2 separate regions of the Homo sapiens genome follow, and region 1 is linked to region 2. A link is an interaction called in ENCODE POLR2A ChIA-PET data of the cell type or tissue named here. Cell type or tissue: IMR-90. All regions are shown on one strand. Links, peaks and the distances in the headings refer to the core of each region. The heading gives the core; the rest is flanking DNA. Region 1 has its middle 11 kb from the start of PNPLA5. Region 2 overlaps SAMM50 (SAMM50 sorting and assembly machinery component).

What was found. ChIA-PET counts read pairs that join two places held together with the same protein. Peaks named below come from ENCODE experiments on the same cell type or tissue, not always from the same donor. Only the 100,000 strongest peaks of a DNase experiment are listed, where the experiment ranks them.
Region 1: POLR2A ChIA-PET joins it to region 2 with 15 read pairs; 2 of 35 experiments call an interaction of 5 or more read pairs at or near these places.

The regions. Positions count from the first base shown.
Region 1 is chr22:43,894,461-43,910,587 of GRCh38, forward strand. No RefSeq gene overlaps it. Among named protein-coding and RNA genes, the nearest start is that of PNPLA5, 11 kb to the left of the region's middle. RefSeq lists enhancers at 2,980-4,179, 10,703-11,203. In IMR-90, for the core only: a CTCF peak has its summit at 10,192 (motif pointing left); a DNase peak (open chromatin) is centred at 7,991; H3K27ac peaks cover 1,861 bases.
Region 2 is chr22:43,965,776-43,973,775 of GRCh38, forward strand. SAMM50 (SAMM50 sorting and assembly machinery component) reads left to right here. Exons shown (of 15, transcript NM_015380.5): 4 at 2,956-3,043; 5 at 6,461-6,567; 6 at 7,096-7,226; 7 at 7,461-7,548. Among named protein-coding and RNA genes, the nearest start is that of SAMM50, 14 kb to the left of the region's middle. In IMR-90, for the core only: no CTCF peak of the experiment used is centred there; no DNase peak of the experiment used is centred there.

The DNA.
Region 1 (16,127 bases), core at 4,232-12,231, 67 kb before region 2:
TGGTCCACCCGGTCCTTTGCCATATTGTCCAGGCCTCTGGGCTTCCCATTCTTGGAAATAATGCTAATTCTATTATACCTCCCTAAATCCAAAGCAAGCATAACCAAACGTACTGGGCCACCCTGAGGCCAGTCTTGCACGGTAGTGTCTCCAAAAGGAAGTGAGGTTTGCTTCCACAGAGCACTGGAGGCCCCTTGCAGGTTCTTCAAGGCAATAGGGGGCAACAGGTGGGTCCGTCCTAGGGCCCTGCACTTACATTCTTAGTCTCCCAAACTCCCTGCTACAGGAAGAGGTGACTGGGAGGGGCTTGGGGGCTTCTTGGATGCTGGAAATGCTTCGTAGGTCGCTCTGATTACATGGTTGTTTACCCGCAAAAAACTTCCCCATGTGAATGTGATTGCATTCACAATCCACGTACTTGACCATGTGAATGTCATAAAGCTTAAAAAATAAGCCTTGGGCTGGGCAGGGTGGCTCACATCTATTCTCCCCGCCCTTTGGGAGGCCGAGGCGGGCGGATCACCTGAGGTCGGGAGTTCAAGACCAGCCAGCCAACATGGCGAAACCCCGTCTCTACTAAAAATACAAAAATTGGCCAGGTGTGGTGGTGTGCGCCTGTAATCCCAGCTACTCGGGAGGCTGAGGCAGGCAAATCACTTGAGCCAGGAAGCAGAGTTTGCAGTGAGCTGAGATCTCACCACTGCACTCTAGCCTGGGTGACAGAGTGAGACTCTGTCCCCCCAACAAAAAAAAAAAGAAAAAGAAAAATTCAACGAATCCCTCACAAACTCTTATGAAAAATAGAGGAAGAAGGAACATTTCCCAACATATCCTATGAGGCCAGTATTACCCAGATACCAAACCAGACAAAGACATTAGAAAAAAATAAGGTTAAAAACCAATATTTCTTATGACTATAGGGAAAATTCTCAAGAATAGGAGTTCCAGACGAGCCTGGACGATAAAGCGAGACCCCATCTCTACAAAAATAAAAATTAGCCAGGCTCACAGCTGTGGTCCCAGCTACTTGAAAGGCTGAGGCGGGAGGGTTGCCTGGTCCCAGGAGTTGGAGGCTGCAGTGAGCCGTGGTTGCAGTACTGCACTCCCACCTGGGCAACAAAGCGAGACCCCATCTTGGAAAAATAAAAAGCCCCTCCCCACCAGCCACATGATTCTAGCTTGTCCCCTCCAAGCCCCCTCCCCTGCCTCCTGGACTCCACCTTTTCTTTTCCATGAGTCCCTCTGCCCCGGCATTTTCTCCCCAGGTAGAGCACCTGCCTCAGTCCCCCCGTTACTCCACTCAGTAGAACAGTGGTCCGAGCACGTCATGTTTGGGGCCTGGCCACATTCACCGATTGCTTACAGGCCTCTGGGTGTCACACACCTCAGTTTCCCCTCTGCAAGTGGAGATGTGGCAGGACGGCCCTCATAGGGTTACCTTTGGGGTTGCAAAGGATGACTGATGTCTGTAAAACACTGAGCAGGGTCCCTGGTACGTGCTAGTTATCACTTACTCTTTTTAAATTCCTGTCACAATGTGGAGCCTGCCTAAAGTCTGGGGAATTTTAGGTAAGTGGATTCAATCCCAGCCCCAGAAAAGCTCCCTCCTCCAATCTGGGAAACAGGTGCTAATAACTGGTTTGACTAGTGTGCAAAATCAGCCAGGGGCCTCAGCACTTGCTGCTCTGCCCCAGCGGACAATGGGCACCCACGCGTTTGCACTGCAACCCTGAGAGTGAGGGGAGGGTGTGGAGGATTGAAATGGCTCCTGTTGGGGGAGGGACATGGGGCAGCACTGGCTTCTGGCTGGGGCCCAGGGCGCTACCCAACTTCCACTAACCCGGGGTTTTCTGAGGGCAGGTCTGGGAAGGTGGGTGCTTGGTGTTACCAAGTGGGGAAGGGTGACCAGGCATCCATTATTTGGTGATAGGGACTGAGGGCTGATGTGTGCATGGTGACCTCCAGGAGGCACTAGGGGCCACGTGCACCGTGGCTTGTTTCCCGGACAGCAGAGGCACAAGCATGAGGGGCGACAGTCAGGTGGGGAAGGGCCGCTCCTGAGACCAGCCTGGGCAATGGAGTGAGACCCTGCCTCTCACCAGCCACATGGCTCTAGTTCGTCCTCTCCAAGCCTTTCCTCTGCCTCCTGGACTCCTGGACTCCACCTTTTCTTTTTTGAGAGTCCTTCTACGCCGCCCCCCCCCCCCGACCGCCCCCGTTTTCTTCCCAGGTACAGCACCTGCCTGGGAGCTTTTTATTTTGATATCATCTCCCATTTTCAGAAAAGTTGTGAGAAAAGTACAGTGTTCATGGCTACCCTTTGCCAAGATTTCCTGATATTAGCATTTGTATTTATTTATTTATTTAAAAAAAATTTTTTTTTTGAGACCGAGTCTCACTCTGTCACCCAGGCTGGAGTGCAATGGCACATTCTTGGCTCACTGCAACCTCTGCCTCCCGGGTTCAAGAGATTCTCCTGTCTCAGCCTCCAGCATAGCTGGGATTACAGGCTCACGCCACCATGCCCAGCTCATTTTGTTTGTTTGTTTGTTTGTTTTTGCGGGGGACAGAATCTTGTTCTGTTACCTAGGCTGGAGTGCAGTGGCTCCATCTCAGCTCATTGCAACCTCCGTCTTCCGGGTTCAAATGATTCTCCTGCCTCAGCCTCCTGAGTAAGTGGGACTACAGGCATGTGCCACCATGCACGGTTTTTGTATTTTTAGTAGAAACGGGGTTTCACCATGTTGGCCAGGCTGGTCTCGAACTCCTGACCTCAGATGATCAGCCTGCCTCGGCCTCCCAAAGTGCTGGGATTAAAGGTGTGAGCCACTGCGCCTGGCCCTGATATTAACATTTTTAAATAGGTTTGTTTAATACCAAAAAAAAATTTTTTTTAAGTGGGTTCCAGCAGAGATGGGCAAGGCAGGAGCTGTGGAGTGGTTGGTACTGCAGGGGCCGGGTGGTAAGAGCAGTGCTGGGGGTGGGCACAGAACAGCCACAGGCGTGGGTGAGCACCAAAGGCCCTGGATGCTGGAGCTGGGCACTGCTGTCAACTTCGTAAGATAAGAACAAGGAGTGAAATGTGGGGTCAGGTGTCCCCAGATCAGCCACCAGCTAACAGGAGGGGAAACTGAAGTGCAGAGGGAAACTGCTTAGTCAAGGTAACGTGGAGACTCCCAGTTCCTCCTCCTCCTCTCACTGCCTCCATCCCCAGGATTGGGAAGACCTCATCTCCCCTGTGCCCTGTCCGCCTTTTTCCCTGATGCCCTAGGGCATAGGGCCAGGCAGCTGGGCCAGCCCTGGAGCAAGCTACGGACTAGACGAGGGATCAGACATTGTAGAGAGGCAGCAAAGTCCCAGGGCCTGACACAGCTCACCTTGACGGGTTGGTATTGATCCCGCCCTGCACCCTCGCAGGAGCTGACGCCACAGAAGCTTGCACAGCACTTGCTCTGAGTCATGGCTCCCACTCCACTCACTCCAGGACCTGGTCTGAGTCACGGCTCCCACCCCACTCACTCCAGGACCTGGTCTGAGTCACGGCTCCCACCCCACTCACTCCAGGACCTGGGCGCCCAAACCCCTTTCCCCACATTCAAGTCCAAATGTCTCCTGACCCCTTTGAATTTCTGCCAGTCTCCTCCTCTGACCAGTCCAGGACTGCAGGCAGCCGGTTCCAGGATGCTGCCAAGTCTGACAACCGTTCTTCCAGCCCATGGTGCCCTAGATACCAGGGCACTAGCTAGCCAGGCCACAAAGCCAGGAGCAGCCACGGCCTTAGGTCAGAGGCCCTCCTTGTGATCGGGATGGAGGGCAGCTTCCCACGGCCCTGGGCAGCTGTTGACAGCCCAGTGATGGGTGTGGAGCTGGGAGCTGGCCTTTTGGGGAACTGAGGACTTACCTGGCCTGGGAGAGCTGCTCAGGGCTGTTCTGGTTTCTGGGAATACAGCTGAGACCCAGACTGACCACGAGTCTCACGGGGTGTCCATCCTGTGAAACCGACCAAAATGAAATGAAAGGAAGAGAATGAAATAAAAGTCAGCAAGAGATGGGTCAGCTAGTGAGAAAGGCTGTAGCAGAGGCGTCATGGAGAGGGAGCTACTCCATATTTCGTGGTCAGGAAGGCTTCTTGGAGATGATGGGTTTGAAGCTGACACCTAAATGACAAATAGGATATCTGGGGCTAGGGCCTCTGCCAGGCAGCAGAAGCAGCATAAGCAAAGATGTTAGAGCAGATTGGCTGTTCAAGGAAGCAGGACCCTGTGTGGGGAGTGATAAGGAGGAGGGGGCCAGGCTGGAGAGATGATGGCTGATGCAGATTGAGTGTGTAATGTCCCAGGCACCCCTGGAAGCATTTTACCCGGGTTAATTTCTTCAATCCTTTCAGCAAACCACTGCCGTCAGCCCTGATTTACAGATTGGGAAATAGAGGCACAGTGAAATGTGAGATGAAGTAACTTTCTTTTTTTGTAGGGCAGGGGATGGAGTCTTGCTCTGTCACCAGGCTAGAGTGCAGTGGTGTGATCTCGGCTCACTGCAACCTCCACCTCCTGGGTTCAAACGATTCTCCTGCCTCAGCCTCCCACATAGCTGGGACTACAGGCACCTGCCACCATGCCTGGCTAATTTTTTTTTTTTTTGTATTTTTATTAGGGACGGGGTTTCACTATGTTGGCCAGGATGGTCTCGATTTCCTGACCTCATGATCTGCCCGCCTTGGCCTCCCAAAGTGCTGGGATTACAGGCATGAGCCACTGCGCCCAGTGGAGGTGAAGTAACTTTCTAATCATTAGCTGATTACCTCATGACAACTCAGGAGGTGAGGTGCTTGGATTATCTGCATTTCGCACTGAGGCCCAGGGAGATGAAGCAACTTGCCCAGGTTAACCCAGCTGGGAACTGGCAGGCAGAGTGGCTCCAGTCTGTGCCCCAGGCTGCCACCTGTCTTTTCAGGAGGCCCTGTTGTGCCAGAAAGCATTGCACAAGGGCTCTGGGTGGGCTGTCTCCTTCCCCTGGCCCCGGAAGCCCTCTCCTTGCCTGTCTTGGGTGGCTGTGTTGCCAGGCAGTCAGCATGGGCTTTGCAAACTGACAGACGTGTTTCTAATCTCAGCTCTGCCACTGACCAGGTCAGAGACCTTGAACAAGTCACTTGACCCTGCTGTGCCTGTGCCTACTGTATCCCCTCCAAAGCTCAGGTTGAAATTTAATTGCCATTGTGACAGTATTAAGACATGGGACCTTTAAGAGGTAATCAGGGCCGGGTGTGGTGGCTCACACCTGTAATCCTAGCACTTTGGGAGGCCAAGCTGGGTGAATCGCCTGAGGTCAGGAGTCTGAGGCCAGTCTGGCTGACATGGCAAAACCCCATCCCTACTAAAAATACAACAGAATTAGCTGCGCGTGGCAGCAGGTGCCTGTAATCCCAGCTGCTTAGGAGGCTGAGGCAGGAGAATTGCTTGAACCTGGAAGGTGGAGGTTGCAGTGAGCTGAGATCACGCCATTGCACTCCAGCCATTATCCTGTGGGTCCGGCCTGTCTTGCTCTCCCTTCCTCTCCCTGTGCCATGTTATGATGCAGCCAGACATCCCTCACTTGATGTGGCTCCTCAGTCTTGAACTTCCCAGCCTCCAGAACCGTGAGCTAAATAAGTCCCTTTTCTTTATAAATGATTCAGTCTCAGGTTTTCTGTGATAGCAGCAGAAGACCGACTAAGACAGCACTTCAGTCTTCCCATCTGTGAAATGGAGGTGTTCAGGGCCACCTCTCCCTGAGCAATTGTGAGGATGAGATGAGGGATGTGCCAAAGGTGCTGGGCACAGCAGTGGCCGTCACGTCCCAGGACATGGGGATGGTGACTGTCTCCCACAGCAGGTTGCTCTACCTCCAGCTGCCAATCATGACAATAACCAAGCCACCAGCTCCTGGTGCCTTCTGAGGACTCAGCTCCAGAGAGCACTTAACCCTCGACACCCCTGCTGAGTGGCAGGCATATCACCCCCGCTTAACAGGGAGCTGAGACTCAGAAAATTTGCGTAAATAACCCAGGGCCCAGCAGCCAGGAAATGTCAGTGCCAGGATCAGAACGGGGGGGTCAGAAACCCTCCAGTCACACTTGCCCTGTGGTTCCAGAATCGTGCTTTCCTTTCTGTGCGCACCCCACACTCCCCTGCACAGGGAACTGGAAGCCACTAGGCCCCTCACAGAACCTGAGCTCAGATAGGAGCACCCCATGAAGCCTGGGCTCCATCCTCCTGGAGGGGGAAAATAAAGCTTCCTGGCTTGGAAGACAAGGAGGAGGGGATGGGGACTGAGCCCCCAGCAGAGCCCTCTCAGGGCCGAGAGCCAGCCAGCAACACAGTCAGGGAGAAAGTTGCCCAGGAGCTTTGTCTCCAGCACTCTCTGGGTACCCATCATGGGTAGGGGTGGGCCTGGGGGGCTCCAGGTAACCAGCCAAGGGCTGTATGGACAGACCACCCCTGGAACCCGGGCTGCCAAGAGACACGGCACCCAGTGGGGGAGGTGCCAAGCCTGGCATTGGCCAGGGTGCTGGACAAGCCATAGCGTGGCTTGGTGGCCCAGTGAGCAGGCAGAGGAGGCCACAGGAGAGACAAAGGCAGCTAAGGAGTGGGAGCAGGAACCAGGGCCTTGTCACCCTGCCATCACCTTGTCACCAAACCCACGAGTACCTGTCACCCTGCCAGGGCAGACACCTGAGAGGGGCTTTTTTTTTTTTTTTTTTTTTTTTTTTTGAGACAGAGTCTTGCTCTGTTGCCCAGGCTGGAGTGCAGTAGCACGGTTTCAGCTCGTTGCAAACTCCACCTCCCAGGGTCAAGTGATTCTCCTGCCTCAGCCTTCCAAGTAGCAGTGATTACAGACACCTGCCACCATGCCTGGCTGATTTTTGTATTTTTGGTACAGATGGGATTTCACCATGTTTGCCAGGCTGGTCTCGACCTCCTGATCTCCTGTGATCCGCCTGCCTCAGCCTCCCAAAGTGCTGAGATTACAGGTGTGAGCCACTGCGCCTGGCTGAGAGAGGCTCTTGATGCCTTCTCACTCACCCTTGGCTGGTGGCCACCTCCCGCCAATGCTCCTTCCTCAATCCTGACCCGGTCTTTGCTCCATGGTCCAGCCACCCTCCCTCTCAACATGAGTGCCTGCTGGTGCTGTAGCCTTCCAACTGGACCACCCTCTCTCTCCCCCATTTCCCCACTGGATTATTTGTGGACCAGCCCACCAAGGACAGCCTTCAGCTTCTGTGTTCTTCCAAGTGCTTGGCAGAGGTTGGAGCCCCTTTGTGTTTCCTGCAACCCCGGTTCTCACTTGTGCTCTTAAGAAAAAACTCATCTGAGAGTATCCACTTGTTCTCACACAAGGACCACTGCGCTCAGGTCACACAAATGCAGCGTGGATCCCAGCCTGGCTTCTGATTCCCCATGACCTTCAGGAGCCGACCCTTGCTCCCTGGTCCTGGGCATCTGTGGAGCCCCAGCTCCGAGCCAAGCCACCGGGGTCTCTTGCCCCACTTTCCTCTCTGGGTGACAGGCACCCTACCCCACCTCAGGACTATTTCTAGAGGCTAGAAATTCCCCTAGCAGGCTCAAGTTCCTGCTGCTCTTTATTTGGGAGCAGCTGCTTGTTTCTTGCTCTGTGGGATAACCTGAAATCTGACATCTGCCCCTGCCCATTGGCTCAGCCTAAATGCTCATTTCCGGGTGCTGCCTTTTCTGCCAGAAAGAGGGCCAGCCATTTCCACTCTGCCTGCGCCTCAGAAAGCCTGGGCAGCAGTCCAGGGCTCCCCAGTGGATTGCACCCAGCTTGCTGCCGGTGCGGCAGGGGTCCTGGTCTCAAGGGGAAGATGCATCCTTAAGGCTGGTCTGGTCTCTAGCTGCCCTGTGTCCCTCTTCATGGTTTCTCTAAGAGGCATCTGTTTTGCTCATCACAAATGACTCCAGGTCACTTTAAATGCATGTGAGGCTTTTCAGGCTGAGCCCAGTGGCTCATGCCTATGATCCCAGCACTTTGGGATGCTGTGGCAGGAGAATCTCTTGAGGCCAAAAGTTTGAGGTTAAATAAGTAAATAAATGTAAGACTTTTATAAAAAGATTACTTATGTGTTTCTACATACTGATCCACATTTTGAAAACAAATTCCAGTCGTTTTGGTATGCCTAAAATTGTTCCAATTTTGTTTTGTTTTGTTTTGTTTTGTTTTTGAGACAGGGTCTGGCTCTGTTGCCCAGGCTGGAGCGCAGTGGTGTGGTTATGGCTCACTGCAGCCTCGACCTTGTGGGTTCAAGTGATCCTCCCACTTCAGCCTCCCGAATAGCTGGGACTACAGGTGCGCATCACCACACCCAGATCGTTTTTTAAATTTTTTTGTGGAGAAAAGGGTCTCCCTATTTTGTCCAGGCTGGCCTCAAACCCCTAGGCTCAAGCAGTCCTGCCACCTCAGCCTCCCAAATGCTGGGATTACAGGCATGACAGCCACTGTGCCCGGCCTAAAATTGTTCCAGTTATAAAGATTGGATTTCAAGGGGGTGGGGTTGCATTAGAATCACCTTCCCCAAACCACGTGTTCCCTATGCTGCCCCCGACCCAACACACACAGATTCTCAAATACCTCCTCCTCCCCACAGCCGTGGCCCAGTCGCCTGTCAGAGCTGACGATCCTTACTGAGGACTGCGGTTGCAGCCCCCGGGGGCCAGCCTGCCCTGCAGACACACCGGGGTGGAAGAGGGTTGAGAGCAGGCCCTGAAGCAGCTTTTTTTTTTTTTTTGAGACGGAATCTTGCTCTGTCACCCAGACTGGAGTGCAGGGGTGTGGTCTCGGCTCACTGCCAGCTCCGCCTCCTGGGTTCACACCATTCTCCTGCCTCATCCTCCTGAGTAGCACCCAGCTAATTTTTGGTATTTTTAGTAGAAATGGGGTTTCACCATGTTAGCCAGGATGGTCTCAATCTCCTGACCTCGAATGATCCACACACCTCGCCTCCCAAAGTGCTGGGACGCCTGGCCCTGAAGCAGCTTTTATGGAGAGGCACAGTGAAAGGAAAGATTGGCTGAGAGATCATGGTGGCCAGCCGGGGGCAGAGGCAGTGGGGAGAGACAGGGCTGATTTGCGAGGGACGTGGTGGGGACTGGAAGGGCTGGGGTGGGAGCTGGGTGTGGATACCAGGTCAGGAGGAGTTGTTTTCGCAGGCCGGACTCCTTCTGTTCATTAAAAGTATTTCTAGGCCAGACACAGTGGCTCATGTCTCTAATCTCAGCACTTTGGGAAGCCAAGGCAGGCCGATCACCTGAGGCCAGCAGTTTGAGACCAGCCTGGTCAACATGGTGAAAACCCGTCTCTACTAAAAATACAAAAAATTAGCCGAGTGTGGTGGTGCACCCCTGTAATCCCAGCTACTGGAGAGGCTGAAGCAGGGGAATTGCTTGAACCCAGGAGACAGAGGCTGTAGTGTGTAGGGACCAGCCCCACAGGGTCGGTGGGTCTCTCCCTGTGTGCGGTGACGAGAGAGTGTAGAAATAAAGACAAGACAAAAAGATAAGAGAAAAGACAGCTGGGCCAGGGGTACCACTACCACCAATGCGTGGAGACCGGTAGTGGCCCCGAATGTCGGGCTGCGCTGTTATTTATTGGATACAAGGCAGAAGGGGCAGGGTAAAGAATGTGAGTCACCTCCAATGATAGGTAAGGTCACGTGGGTCACGTGTCGACTGGACAGGAGTCCCTTCCCTGCCTGGCAGCCGAGGCAGAGAAGGAGAGGAGACAGAGAGAAAGACAGCTTACACCATTATTTCTGCATACCAGGGACTATTAGTATTTTCACTAATTTACTACTGCTATCTAGAAGGCAGAGCCAGGTGTACGGGATGGAACATGAAGGCAGACTAGGAGCGTGACCACTGAAGCACAGCATCACAGGGAGACGGTTAGGCCTCTGGATAACTGCAGGCGAGCCTGACTAATGCCAGGCCCTCCACAAGAGGTGGAGGAGCAGAGTCTTCTCTAAACTCCCCCGGGTAAAGGGAGACCCGCTTTCCCGGTCTGCTAAGTAGCGGGTGTTGTTCCTTGACACCTTTTGCTACCGCTGGACCACGGTCCGCCTGGTAACAGGCATCTTCCCAGACGCTGGCATCACCGCTAGACCAAGGAGCCCTCTGGTGGCCCTGTCCGGGCATAACAGAAGGCTCGCACTCTTGTCTTCTGGTCACACCTCACTATGTCCCCTCAGCTCCTATCTCTGTATGGCCTGGTTTTTCCTAGGCTATGATTATAGAGAGAGGATTATTATAACATTGGAATAAAAAGTAATTGCTACAAACTAATGATTAATGATATTCATATATAATCATATCTAAGATCTATATCTGGTATAACTATTCTTGTTTTATATTTTATTATACTGGAACAGTTCGTGTCCTCTGTCTCTTGCCTTGGCGCCTGGGTGGCTTGCCACCCACAGTAGTGAGCCGAGATCACACCATTGCACTACAGAGTGAGACTCCATCTCAAAAAAAAAAAAAAAGTATTTCTGGTCTCTTCCCATCCAGCCCTGAGGGAAGCCGTGGGGCAGAGAGTTGCTTCTGGCTCATGCCGGCCGCCTCCTACCAGTGCGTCCTGTCTCGGCACTGGCCACCTGGTCAGAGGTGAGCGGCTCTGCCCAGGGGCTTGTCAGTCACCAGGGGAGGGGACTGTGGCATTGAGGACAATGGGTTGTGCTGCTAAGCCAGAGAGGCTGGCAGAGGGCACAAGGCTGGCAGGGGCACAAGGCTGGCAGAGGGCACAAGCCTGGCAGGGCCAGACACCAGGGGGTCTGAGGCCAGGGCCAGGAGGGATGCTTCCCTCCCGCACTCATCCATCAGCCTCCTTGGCCTGCCCCAGGGGGTGTGTGCAGGTGCATGCAACGTCACCTCCTCCGAGAAGCCCGCCCTGACTCCCTTTCCTCCCTCCCACCTGAGGTGGCCATTCCCTTAGTGAGGAGATAATCTGACAACCTGGGTTCAAACGCTGGTTCCACCTCTTAGCTAGCTGTGGGTCCTGGGTACGATGCTCTGGGCCTGAGTTTCCTCATCCATAGAAGAGGGGTAATAGTACCACGGATCTCACGGAGTTACTATGATGAGCATGACACAAAATCCAGGTGCACCTCCTGCCCTCAGTGCCTACGACGTAGCGTGCTGTCACAGTACACGCCGTTATAATTCGTTATTAAAGCCACAATTGTCCTGTGCTACTCTGCTAGAGCTCTTCCTATTTTTGATTATAAATTTATGTGTTTTGGCCACCAACCCAGAAACTTCCAGAAAGCAGGGACCATGAATCCCTCTGGAAAACAGTGTTAATTATAATCTTAGCAGTCACAGTGATTGTAACGCTAGCAGTTACTGTTTCTTGAACATCTACCCCATGCCAGGCGCTGTCCAGCATGTTCTGTGGAGACATTAATGGAATCGTCACAGCGACCCTTCCAGGGAGGAGGTCTCATCCCCACTTCTCAGCCCTGCCCGAGGTCACAGAGCTGTCTGTGGTGTTAAGCTTGCTTCATCTGACCCTGTGGCCAATCCCCACATCCGCCACACCATCTGTCTTCCACGAGGCTGCAGAGACTCAGTAAGTGTTGGATGGAATAATTGTTTATTTTTTGGTGGGGGCTGGGGGTGGGAGCCCAGTGTTTTAGATAATGAGAAAACAGATAAATTCCTGATAAACATGCTCCCAACAGGTCTACAGCGATGTGCTATAATATGTGTCCTTTAAGCTGTAAGAACTAACAGCAGAGCCCAGATGTGCAAGGCCCCCTCAATCTAAGCCCTTAATTATCATTTATTTATTTATTTTATGTTTGAGAAAGGGTCTTCCTCTGTTGTGCAGGCTGGAGTGGAGAGGTGCAGTCATGGCTCACAGCAGCCTCAAACTTCCAGGTTTCTAGCGATCCTCCCACCTTAGCTTCCTAACTAGCTTGGACTACAAGTGCGTGCCTCCATGTCCTGTTAATTAAAAAATAAATTTTTTTAAGAGATGGGGGTCTCACTGTGTTGCCCAGGCTGGTCTCAAGCTCCTGGGCTCAAGTGATTCTCTCTGGCCTTGGCCTCCCAAAGTGCTGGGATTACAAGCAAGAGCCACCACACCTGGTCCTCAGTTTTGTTTTGTTTTGTTTTGTTTCATTAAAAAAAAAAAAAATTCGGCCGGGCACAGTGGCTCATGCCTATAATCCCAGCACTTTGGGAGGCCAAGGCGGGCGGATCATGAGGTCAGGAGATGGAGACCATCCTGGCTAACACAGTGAAACCCCATCTCTACTAAAAATACAAAAAAATTAGCTGGGCATGGTGGCGGGCACCTGTACTGCCAGCTACTCGGGAGGCCGAGGCAGGAGAATGGCATGAACCCAGGAGGTGGAGCTTGCAGTGAGCCGAGATGGCACCACTGCACTCCAGCCTGAGTGACAAAGCGAGACTCCATCTCAAAAAAAAGAAAAAAAGAAATTCACCTCTGTAGCAGCCAGAAGCCTTTACTTTTTAGCACAGAGCAAATGGAAAGTGTGCCTGGGACAGCACGAGGCTTGGAGGTTCTGCAGAGCTACCCCAGGCACCTGTTTCATTTGGTCCTCTGTGTGTGGCTCAGCTGTGACGTTGGAGCTCTGGCCTTCTTATTCCCACTTTATAGGTGGGGAAACTGAAGCAGCAAGGGCGTGGCTCGGCCAAGGCCACACAGTGGGTCTGGGCCAGATCGGAGGCCTCTAATTAGGAGGTCTGGGCCCTAATTGGTGTCCCCTCCCTTTGCCTAGAGTAGTGATTGGGCCCTGCCCCAATGGGTGCCAACCTGTTCGGGTGCCAGGGTGCCTGTTGGTTCAGAGGGTTGGGGATGGAGTTGTTTCATGTCCTGCTGACCCCTCCCCTCTTTCTTCCTACAGGTTGTGCTTCAGGCCCCCCTCTTCCCAAATGGCATCTGAGTCCTGCGGTGGGCTGTGGGCTCTCTCTATACTCATACCAAGCAGCTGTGGCTCCTCCATGGGATGTGGTCAGGCCCTGGGGCACCTGAGAACCCTGCCCCATGTCCAACCTCCTGTGGGGGCTGGCCCAGGGCTCCACAGCAAAACCCAGGCTGCCTCTGAGCCCTGCCAGAAGGTGGGCATCAGAGACGCTTCTGCAGAATGTGGAGAAGATGCAGGGATGGGGAGTCCCCAGGTCCCCGTGAACTGACTTCTCTCGGCTCCACACGACGCAGAGTCTCCGCTCCATGTCAGCCTCAAGGCTGAGACTGGTAAAGTATGATTTCTACCTCCTGCAGTCACAAACCCCTGTAAGAGTTTGAAGAAAGCCTCCGCGGGAAGGAGCATATTTGTCCCGACTCACAATGTTGGGACCACAGCGCCAGGGGAACCTGCGGGGCCAGTCTCCAAAGTCAGCCCAGAACCCCAGTCTGCAGTGAGTGGCTGGGACCTCGCCCCGGTAGACACACTTCTGGGTGTGTTTAAAGAACGCTGGGTGAAATTGACTCCTGTTTTTTCAGACAATCCTCTCTCCAACAGAAGATTATGGCAGTGGATGCCCTTCTGAAGAGGGAAGTGTCCAGAATGGTTGAATGGAGGGTGTCCCCATTTCCGCAGCGACTGTCCCTGCGTGAGTTCTTGAGTTGAACATGTGTCAACTGGATGTCACAAGGGTTCACTTGTCAGGGGGTTGGGGTGTCAGCAATGGGGTGTCGTTTGCCTTTAAAAAAATTTCAGGCCAGGTGGGGTGGCCCACGCCTGTAATCCCTGAACTTTGGGAGGCCAAGACGGTTGGATCCCCTGAGGTCAGGAGTCCGAGATCAGCCTGGCCAACATGGTGAAACCCCGCCTCTACTAAAGATACAAAAAAATTAGCCGGGTGTAGTGGTGGGTGCCTGTAATCCCAGCTACTCAGGAGGCCGAAGCAGGAGAATCCCTTGAACCTGGAAGGCAGAGGTTGCAATGAGCTGAGATCTCGCCATTGCACTCCAGCCTGGGCAACAGAGCAAGACTCCATCTTAAAAACAAACAAACAAACAAAAACCCCACAAATTTCAGATACCTAAGAAGCCACAGAATGTTCAGATATCGACATCATTTTCCTATCTTAGATGGGCTCAGCTCTGCCCTCTGCCCAGGGGTGAACACCAAAGAGCTAGGACTGTGTCTTCAGCATAGTCTCCTTTTACAGTTGCAGAAACTGAACCAGCCAGATTAACTGTGATTAGCCAGTCAGTGTGGTGTGGACTTGGCATTCCACCTGGAGCCTTTCTGGAGACCTACTTGGTGAGGGAGAATGACGAGGGCTGGGGGAGGGGCCCAGAGAAGGGGCCGGGGTGGGGGCCATGGCTCAACCTGGAAAGCAGGGAGAGAGGATGAGGACCTGGCTGCCACTTGGCCACAGCTCTGGGCAGGGTTAAAAACACTCCCCGACTCCCTCCACCATGCTCAGGATAGAAATGAGCAGACTTTTCTGCATCCCGATGCCCAGCCTACCTGGGCCAGGTCTTTGGGGCTCCATCCTCTCCTTAATGGCAGGGGGGTGGTGGGGAGAAGCACCACTCCATACGCATCTCAGGACCCAGCAGCTCTGCCAGGACAAGACCTTCGGAGGGTGCCTTATGAGGAGACATGGGCTGCATCCCACCAGGGGTGGGTACCACAGCTTCCAGCTGGAACCAGCCCTCAACAGGCCCATGCTTGGATGTGTGGGCAGGTTCTGTGCCGAGGAATAAAATTTCAGCTGCTAGCAACCCCAGGTCTGCACTGGACTGCCAGGGGAGGCGGAGAGGGTCTTGTGGCCTAGGCATTACTTTGTAAATACCACGGAGGACAGCAGGTGTTGGGTGCAGCCCGGGAGGCTGAGCAGTGATCTTATACATCACCATCCCCACATTGCTCCAAACCTGCATCCTCCGCCTAAGGTGACAGGGACCCTCAGTCACACACCTGCCTCTCCACTAAGCCCCGGACATCAGAAACATAGTAAGGTGTCCCCTCCTTGGGGAAAAGATGGAGATGCACCAGTTGACTCCTCTTGTCACTTCGGTCCCTTGATGTGTTTGCACCTCTCAGAAGGACAAATCCCACACCGTTGCTGCCAGCTGACCATTGCAGTGCTCACAGGCTTCCCGTGGGAAGCCTTGTCTCAAAACACTGCCAGCTTGAGCTTGGCTGGTGCTTCCAAGGGGCCCCTTGACAGAGGGATGTGTGGGCTGGGCGCAGTGGCTCACACATGTAATCCCAGCACTTTGGGAGGCCAAGGTGGTAGGATTGCTTGAGCCCAGGAGTTCAAGACCAGCCTGGGCAAGATGGTGAGGCTTCGTCTCTATTGGAAATAAAGAAATAGAGGAAGAGGGAAGGAAGGAAGGAAGGCAGGAAGAAAGGAAGGAAGGAAGGAAGGAAAGAAGGAAGGAAGGAAAGAAGGAAGGAAGAAGGGAGGGAGAAGGGAGGGACAGAGGGAAGGAAGAAGGGAGGGAGAGGGAGGGAAGGAAAGGAGGGAGGGAGGAAGGGAAAGGGAGAAAGAGAGAGGGAGGGAGGAAGGAAGGAAGGAAGGGAAAGAGAAGGGAAGGGAAAGGAAGGGAAGGGAGAGGGTTGAGTGGTTGCCTTCAGTGGGTGGTCAGTAGTGCCCCAGGCCCCTACCCTCAGCAGGTGCTCCTGCTCCTTCAAGGGAAGACCAGTCCTAGACCAGGGACTCCCTCCCTTTGACTTCTAGAAAACCTGCAAATGAGCCATTGTCCCACCCCCTTCCTGGCAAGACTGAGGGGCACCATGCCCCTGCCCCCGTGCCCGCTGCCAATCCTCTACCCCTGCTGAGCCCCCTCCAGCCCTGACTCTCCCACCAGTATCATTAGCAACCCCCTGCCCTCTGCTTCTGCAGCCCTTCTGCCAGGAAGCTGCTTCACCACCAGGAGGCTGGGATCTCTCCTGTACGCATCCTCCTTGCCCCTCTCCTCTGCTTCCAGACTGCCTCCTTCCCTCCTCCTGCAACCCACCACCTGCTTTGACTCACATGCCTACTGCACCATCCACACCTGTCCCTGTGGTTGACAACACCCTTTGATGACCTCATCCCCTGGCTCCTTGCCTTTCTTTCTGCCCCTTTCGTGTCCCCATTCATGGAGACCTC
Region 2 (8,000 bases), core at 1-8,000:
GTACATACCAGTCTGTTGGCTGTGTGGTACCTCGTTGTACACACTTTCTAACTTTTTTAAATTTTTTTTTCTGAGATAGGGTCTTGCTCTGGTGCAAGTCCTGCTCAGGCTGGAGTCCAGTGGCGTGAACACAGCTCACTGCAGCCTAAACCTCTTGGGTTCAAGCAATCCTCCCACCTCAGCCTCCTGAGTAGCCAGGACTGCAGGCACACATCACCATGCCTAGCTAATTTTTAAAGTTTTTCTGTAGAGACGGGGTTTTGCCATGTTGTCCAGGCTGATCTGGAACTCCTGGCACAAGGGGTCCTCCCAACTTGGCCTTCCAAAGTGCTGGGATTACAGCATGAGCCACCTCACCTGGCCCTCTACATTTTATTATAAACAGTTCTCCATTGATGGGCATTTAAATTAATTTTCACTCTTACAAACAATGCTGTACTAAACATCTTAGTGTGTCTTTGTGTACATTGACTGTGTTTTAGGATAAATTCCTGGAAGTGGGATTCCTGGGTCAAAGTGTGCGCACTCTGCAGTGTTCACTGATGCAGCCGTATTGCTCTGCAAAGAGATTGCACAAGTCCACTGTCTTTTTTTTTTTTGAGACGGAGTTTCGCTCTTGTTGCCCAGGCTGGAGTGCAATGGCGCGATCTTGGCTCACTGCAACCTCCGCCTCCTGGGTTCAAGTGATTCTCCTGCTTCAGCCTCCTGAGTAGCTGGGATTACAGGTGCACACCACCACACCCAGCTAATTTTTTGTATTGTTAGTAGAGATGGGGTTTCACCATGGCCAGGCTCGATTTGAACTCCTGACCTCAGGTAATCCACCTGCCTCGGCCTGCCAGAGTGCTGGGATTACAGGTGTGAGCCACTGCACCCGGCCCACAAGTCCACTCTCTTACAGCAGTCCATGAGACGGTCTCTTTCCCAAAATTGGGTTTTATCACAATTTTTAAATTCTTGCCATCTTGTTAGAAGAAAAATGCCATCTCATTGTTTTAAATTGTATTTATTTAATTATGAATGAGATCCAGCATTTTTTTTTTTCTGTTTAGTGTTCATTCATATCTCTCTTGTGAATTAACTTGGTGTCTTCTGTCTTCCATTGGGTCATTTGGCTTTTGTTGATTTGCAATAGCTCTTTGCATATTGAAGAAATGATCGCTTTGTAGCCTCAGCTGAATGCACCTGTCCTGCTTTGTTATTTGCCTTTGAATGTGTCTGTCCCTCTTCTTGCGCTTGCCTCTTCCCTGGGCTTTGGTGACCATTTTCCTGGGTTGCTTTTTCTGTCTCATCACAGTCATTCTCAGGCTCTGTTGTCAGCTCCTTTTCCCTGTGAGCATCCTTAAGTGTTGCTTTTCCACAAGGATCAGTCTCCTGGGTCATCTCATCCACATCCCAGGTTTCAGTTACAGCCTGAATGCGGAGGGCTCCCCATGCTGTCTTTCTAGCCAGCTCCTCTGTGTTGAGCTGTAGCCCTGACTATGCAACTGCCGACTCATCGTTTCCTCATGGCATTGCCACAGCCGTCTCCAGCTCCATGGGGCTGAGACCTGAAGTCATCCCTTTTCCATCTGTCTGCTCTGCCTGTCTTCCCATCTCTATTCCTGACTTCTCTAATGGTGTTCAGCGCTAGCCCAGTGCTAAGCGCCGAGCTGCAGTTTCAGTAGCTTCTTTCTTAGCCTCTTTCTTCTTCTCATGCACTCTACCTAGGCAGTGGCAGTGTCCTCTGACCCCTGCCTGTGAAATGTCTCCAGGGTCTGTCCTCCCCTCCAATACCATGGCCTGCACTGGGCCTGCCTTCACCCTAGCCCCTGAGGCTGTTGCCAGAGCACCCCCTGCATCCTTCACCTGCAGGCTTCTCCCATCTGGGCAGAATACCGCATTCGTCTGTGTGATCCGTTCTTTCTCACAAGGAAATGTGATCCTTTCTGTCTCCTGCTGACAGTTCTACAGTGACTCCCTTTCACCTGCAGGGTGGAATCTCAACTTTCCTTATCACACGAGGGCCTTTCCTTCTCTGTGTCCTCAGCACTTGCTGCCTTACCTTCCTTCTACCTGTCCTTCCAATAAGAATGGACTCCGTGCATCAGAAGGAACTGCTGTTGACAACAAAGAAAGGACACAAAGTTGAACATTTCTAACAGTGGTTAGAGATGGTTAGAAAGGCCGGGCGTGGTGGCTCATGCCTGTAGTCCCAGCACTTTGGGAGGCTGAGGCAGGTGGATCACCTGAGGTCAGGAGTTCGAGACCAGCCTGGCCAACATGGTGAAATCCTATGTCTGCTAAACATACAAAAAAAAAATTCGCTTGGCGTGGTGGTCTGTGCCTGCAATCCCAGCTACTCAGAAGGCCGAGGCAGGAGAATGGCTTGAACCTGGGAGGCAGAGGTTGCAGTGAGCTGAGATTGCACCGTTGCACTCCAGCCTGGGCAGCAGAGCGAAACTCTGTCTCAAAAAAAAAAAAAAAAAAAAAGAAAAAAGAAAAAAAGAAAAAAAAAGAAAGTAAAGAAATGAATAGAAAATTGAAACACCACAAGAAGATGTGCATTTCTTCCTCAAAGGGAGAGCTGAAAAAAAAAATGAAAAGGTGTGCAGACACACGTGTCTTTCTTTTGCCAGACATAACCACTGTTCACGATTGTGATCTCTTCCAGCACAACGTTCTAGACTGTGTGTTAGGTTTGTGTATCTGCGTTAGTCTTGTTGTTTATACGAAGGGGATTATATGTTGCACACTCTTGATGCCAAGGCTTGGTTTTGCACTTGTGAATGGGCATTTTTGTTGCCCCTGTGGTGCTTTTCCCTTCTGTCATGTGGCTGGTCTTGGTAGTGCTCTCTGCTCAGTGATCTGACTTAGCACCGAATGGTAAACTACCAGCCTCGCCGTGTGGCTGCCATTTGCTGTTTCTGTATCGTAGAAGAATATATTCCTTGTTTTTCTTCCCCCATTTTATAGGTAATGCGGAAATCTCATGAAGCCCGTGAAAAATTGCTCCGTCTTGGAATTTTTAGACAAGTGGATGTTTTGATTGACACATGTCAAGGTACATATTGTGGTGTAGTATCTTTATAATTCCCTTTCTGTCCATCAGAGAAAAGCTGTTTTTATGGCCAGATGCAGATCTGGGCAGCAGAGCACTGCTCCCTGCTGTGTAGAACCTGAAAGTTGATCAAACAGGTAGTCCTTGAGTTAGCAGTCTCAGGGAAGGGATTGGATTTTTTGTTTGTTTTTGGAGAGGGGTCTTGCTGTATTGCCCAGGCTGGTCTGGAACTCCTGTGCTCAAGCGATCTACCTGCCTCAGCCTCCTGAGTAGCTGGGCTTACAGTTGCGGGCCTGGATTTTTGTATGAGGCCGGGGAGGAGTGGTGAACTTTGAAGATACTGTTGTGTGAAGCCCTGGACTCCACGGGGGCCTGAGAGTGACTCTGAAGGAGGGGGCCAGGCTTCGTTCACATAGCCCAGCCCAGCACTGTGCAGACCCCCATCTCAGTGTATGCTTTAAAAAGAGGAGGGAATCCAATTTCCATTTTAGTTTTTGCCCATTTTCTTGTTGCTGTGTGATACTGGGCACGTCTCTGAACATTTATTCTTTGGCTAGTGAGCACCTGCTTCGAGGCCAGCCCTGTGCAGGCCCCAGAGGGAGACACAGGGCGTGGTCTCCTCCTGATGGGCTTCGGTCATAGCAGCACACAGGGCGTGGTCTCCTCCTGAAGGGGCTTCGGTCAGTGGGGCTGGGTTGGGGGCAGACCAGTAAGTGATGGCAGCACAGTCGCTATGTTGTGCTGTAAGAGGCTGAGGGAGGAGACAGTTCACCTGGCCAGGGCATGAGAAGGGGATCAGAGAGGGTGTCCCTGAAGGGGCGATGTCTGAGCTGAGACCTAGAAGATGCATCTGAGCGAGTATGGGGAGAAGGGCTGGTAGTGAGGTGGGGTGAAGAATGTTCTGGGGACAGAGATAGCACTTATCAGGCCCACGCCAGGGGAGAGTGGCTCGCTGGGTGGACCGCAAGTGTAGGAAGAGCTGGAGTGCAGGTTGGGGGAATGGAGTGCTGGAAGACAAGGAAGAAAAGCCGTCAGGAGCCCAGACCGTGGTGGGCCTAACATGGCGCGGTAGAGTTCCCACTTTAGTCAGAATTCAGCAGACACCATTGAAAAATAAAATTTGGAATGAATCTGTGAATGAGTAACTCTTCAGAATTGAATGGGGGGTAATTTTGAGAAGGCCTAGATAAGACAATATAGGAAAATGCTTGCAAAAAATAAGGTGCTAGATAAACTAAGGACATTTTCATTATTTGGAGTATAGTTTCAGCCAACACTAACAGACCTAAAAGAACAGTGGCTTAGACAAGAGAGAAGTCTCCATCTCTCCACACAGCTGGGAGACTGCCAAGGGCTGGTGTGGTGCTGCGTTCCCTGAGGTCACCTTGGGCTGGCGTGGTTTCCTGTGGTTCCCTGGGGTCACCTTGGGCTAGTGTGGTGCCTTGTTCTCTGAAGTCACCTTGGGCTAGTGTGGTTTCCTGAGGTCACCTTGGGCTGGTGTGGTGCTTCGTTCCCTGAAGTCACCCTGGGCTGGTGTAGTTTCCCCCCGTGGTGTCTTGTTGCTTTGTCATCCCTAGGGTCCCTGAGTCCCTCTGATGGCTGAGCACCGTGTCCTCATTCCAGTATTGGAGGAGCACAGGAGATTGAGAGGGCTTACCCCTCCCTTTAAGCACCTGTCCTAGGTGTTGTACACGGCACTGCTCTCATCCCATTGGCCAGGACTTAATCACTTGGCCACACCTAGGTGCAGGGGAGGCTGGGAAGTCACTGGACTTGAGTTAATAATTGGTGTATGGGTTTATCAGTTGTGACAAATGTACCACACATGCGAGGTGTTAGTAAGTGTGTGTCGGGGTAAGGAGAGGTTCATGGAAACTCTTTGTACTTTTGTAGTTTGTACAAAAACTTTGTACTTTCTGCTTTATCTTTTTTTTTTACCCGCAACCCACTGTTGCTGGCTTCAATTCTTTATCTTTCTGTGCGCCTAAAGCTGCTCTAAGAAATAAAGTCCACTAAATAAAAAATAAAGTAAAATAAAAAATAAAAAAAGAAAAAGAAAGAAAAGATGGTGCCAGGCGGGGTGGCTCACGCCTGTAATCCCAGCACTTTGGGAAGCCAGGGCGGCTGGATCATGAGGTCAGGAGTTCGAGACCAGCCTGGTCAACATGGTGAAACCCCGTCTCTACTAAAAATACAAAAAATATTGGCAGAGTGTGGCGGCGGGTGCCTGTCATCCCAGCTACTCGGAAGGCTGAGGCAGGAGAATTGCTTGAACCCGGGAGGTGGAGGTTGTGGTGAGCTGAGATCATCCGACTGCACTCCAGCCTGGGTGACAGAATGAGGCTCCATCTCAGAAAAAAAGAAAAGACAGTACTGAGGCTCCACCCTAGAACTGTTGGACCTGAGTTCCTAGAGCGGTGCCTGAGCATCAGCATATTTTGACAGTTGCCCAGATGCGTCTAGATGTCCAGCCAGGGCTGAGCACCCCTGTGTACAAGGCAGGAGTCGCCTTTCCTTCCTGTGAGAGGCCACTCATTCCTACAGAGCCCAGCCCGCTCTGCACAAGGCACCCCAGGGCCATGGTGGGTCACGAGGTGGCTGCTTCCAGCTCAGACCCAAATCATACCTGGTGCGGGGGAGGACAGACATGCCTCTTACACACAGTAACACAGTAAACAATCTCACACTTATCTTCGAGGGTTACTGACACCCCTATTGTCATGTGAGTTCCCCATTTTCATGTCGGTTGAATTGAGAACCCAAATATTTTCAAGGACCTCTCTAATAGGAGAACAGATTCCTTTAGCAAATATTGTTTGCTTAAGTTTGCTTAAGTGAATAATGCTGCTTATAGTTATCTCCTTGTAGCAAAGGTAGATTGTTTTTGTTTTTTGGTTTTTGGTTTTTTTTTTAGAGACAGGGTCTTGCTCTGTCGTCCGGGCTGGAATGCAGTGGCACAGTCATAGCTCACTGCAGCCTCCAACTGCTGGGCTCAAGTGATCTTCTCACCTCAGCCTCCCGAATAGTTGAGACTATAGGTGCTCGCCACCACATCTGGCTAATTTTTAAAATTTTTGTAGCTATGTTGCTGGGGCTGGTCTTGAACTCTTGGCCTGAAAGTGATCCTCCCACCTTGTCCTCCCAAAGCACTGTGATTACAGGCCTGAGTCACTGTGCTCAGCCCTGTTTATTGATATATTCTACCAGAGAAACTAGAAACATTATTTTTTGGTGTAGAGGTGTGCAATATTTTGATTTTGTGTGGGAGTGTTCTTAAACGTTTCTCATGATTATATTATTTTCTAAAGGAGATTGTAAAATAGAATGAACCTTCAGATTGCTTTTTGTCTTTTTTAGCAATGGGAACCCAAAGTAAAATAACATCCTGGCTGTCTTATTGTTTAATATTTTTTTATTTAGGTGATGACGCACTTCCAAATGGGTTAGACGTTACCTTTGAAGTAACTGAATTGAGGAGATTAACGGGCAGTTATAACACCATGGTTGGAAACAATGAAGGCAGTATGGTATGCTACAGGCTTTTTACTTTCTTATATTGGAACTTAGAGTTGGGAACTTTTACACTATGACTGCATTCTAAAAGCTGATGATAGTTTCAAAATTCGGTCATTTCATTTACCTTAATCTGTTGTTATTTGTGGTTTCTCTTTAATCACCGTAGAATTGGTGATAATATGTTTTGGGTTGTTTGATAACAATGTTAACGTTAGTAATTAGGAATGATTTGGAGAATGTTCATATTAATAGTCTCTTGTTCAAATTCCTTTAAACTCTAAATCTGTAACATTCTTGAGCCTCACGGGTGGCAAGGTTAGCTTGTCCCTTGCATTAATCAGGTTTGAATGCAGGATGTGAGCACTCAGCAGCGGCATGTTTTAAAGAATGAAAGTGATTACAAATGAAAGACTAGATCTGTAGTTAGCATCTTCCTTCTGTTTTTATGAAAGTCCCTTAGCTAGCATAGTCTTTATCCAATCCAAAGTTCTCATTCCTTCAATGTAGACCACTGCTATTTTTTTTTTTTCCCCTCCTAGGTACTTGGCCTCAAGCTTCCTAATCTTCTTGGTCGTGCAGAAAAGGTGACCTTTCAGTTTTCCTATGGAACAAAAGAAACTTCGTATGGCCTGTCCTTCTTCAAACCACGGCCCGGAAACTTCGAAAGAAAGTAGGAAGCCCAACAGATCATTGAGTACACTGGCCTGATAGAAAAGTTAAAATAGGTGGCTTATTTGTGAAAAGAACCATGACAGAATCAGCTGCCACTTCTGCAGTGACCACATGCTGTAGATTTCCTCTTGAAGATGAGCCCTACGGGCGTAGTGTTAAGTCTGTTGATTTAAATGTGTGCAAGTTCTAATCACTGTTTCAGCTTTTAAAGCTCTATCCCATTGTCTCCTAGTTTCTCTGTAAACTTATATAAAGTTACTGGACAGTTCCCTTGGAGCTCACTGCGGGAGACGGACAGAGGAATGTCAGCTGAGTACAGTGTGAGTAGCATTTCAGTCCTTCCCTCTGGGCTTGGGGGAAAACAGGGTGGCTTTTTCACTGATTCCCAAAGGCAGCAAGAGGGCAGCGTGGAAAGCACAGGCCCTCTGCCCTCCGCACCAGGTACCTCCTGGCCAGGTGCCTCTTCTCTAGCCGAGTACAGGCTACAGGGACCCGAGAGTGGCTGATGCCCATGTTAGCAGCTCCTTAACCTGGTCCTGACTACCCGAGGCACCATTGGTTGTCCCTCCCCATATGTGTGGAGACTGACAGTTTCTCATAGTCAGCAGAGTTGGTCAGATCACTGGAAGGTTTCTTTTTTGTTGTTGTTGAGACAGAGGTTTGCTCTTGTCGCCCAGGCTGGAGTACAATGGCACGATCTCGGCTCACTGCAACCTCCGCCTCCCCGGTTCAAGTGATTCTCCTGCCTCAGCCTCCGTCACCGTGCCCAGCT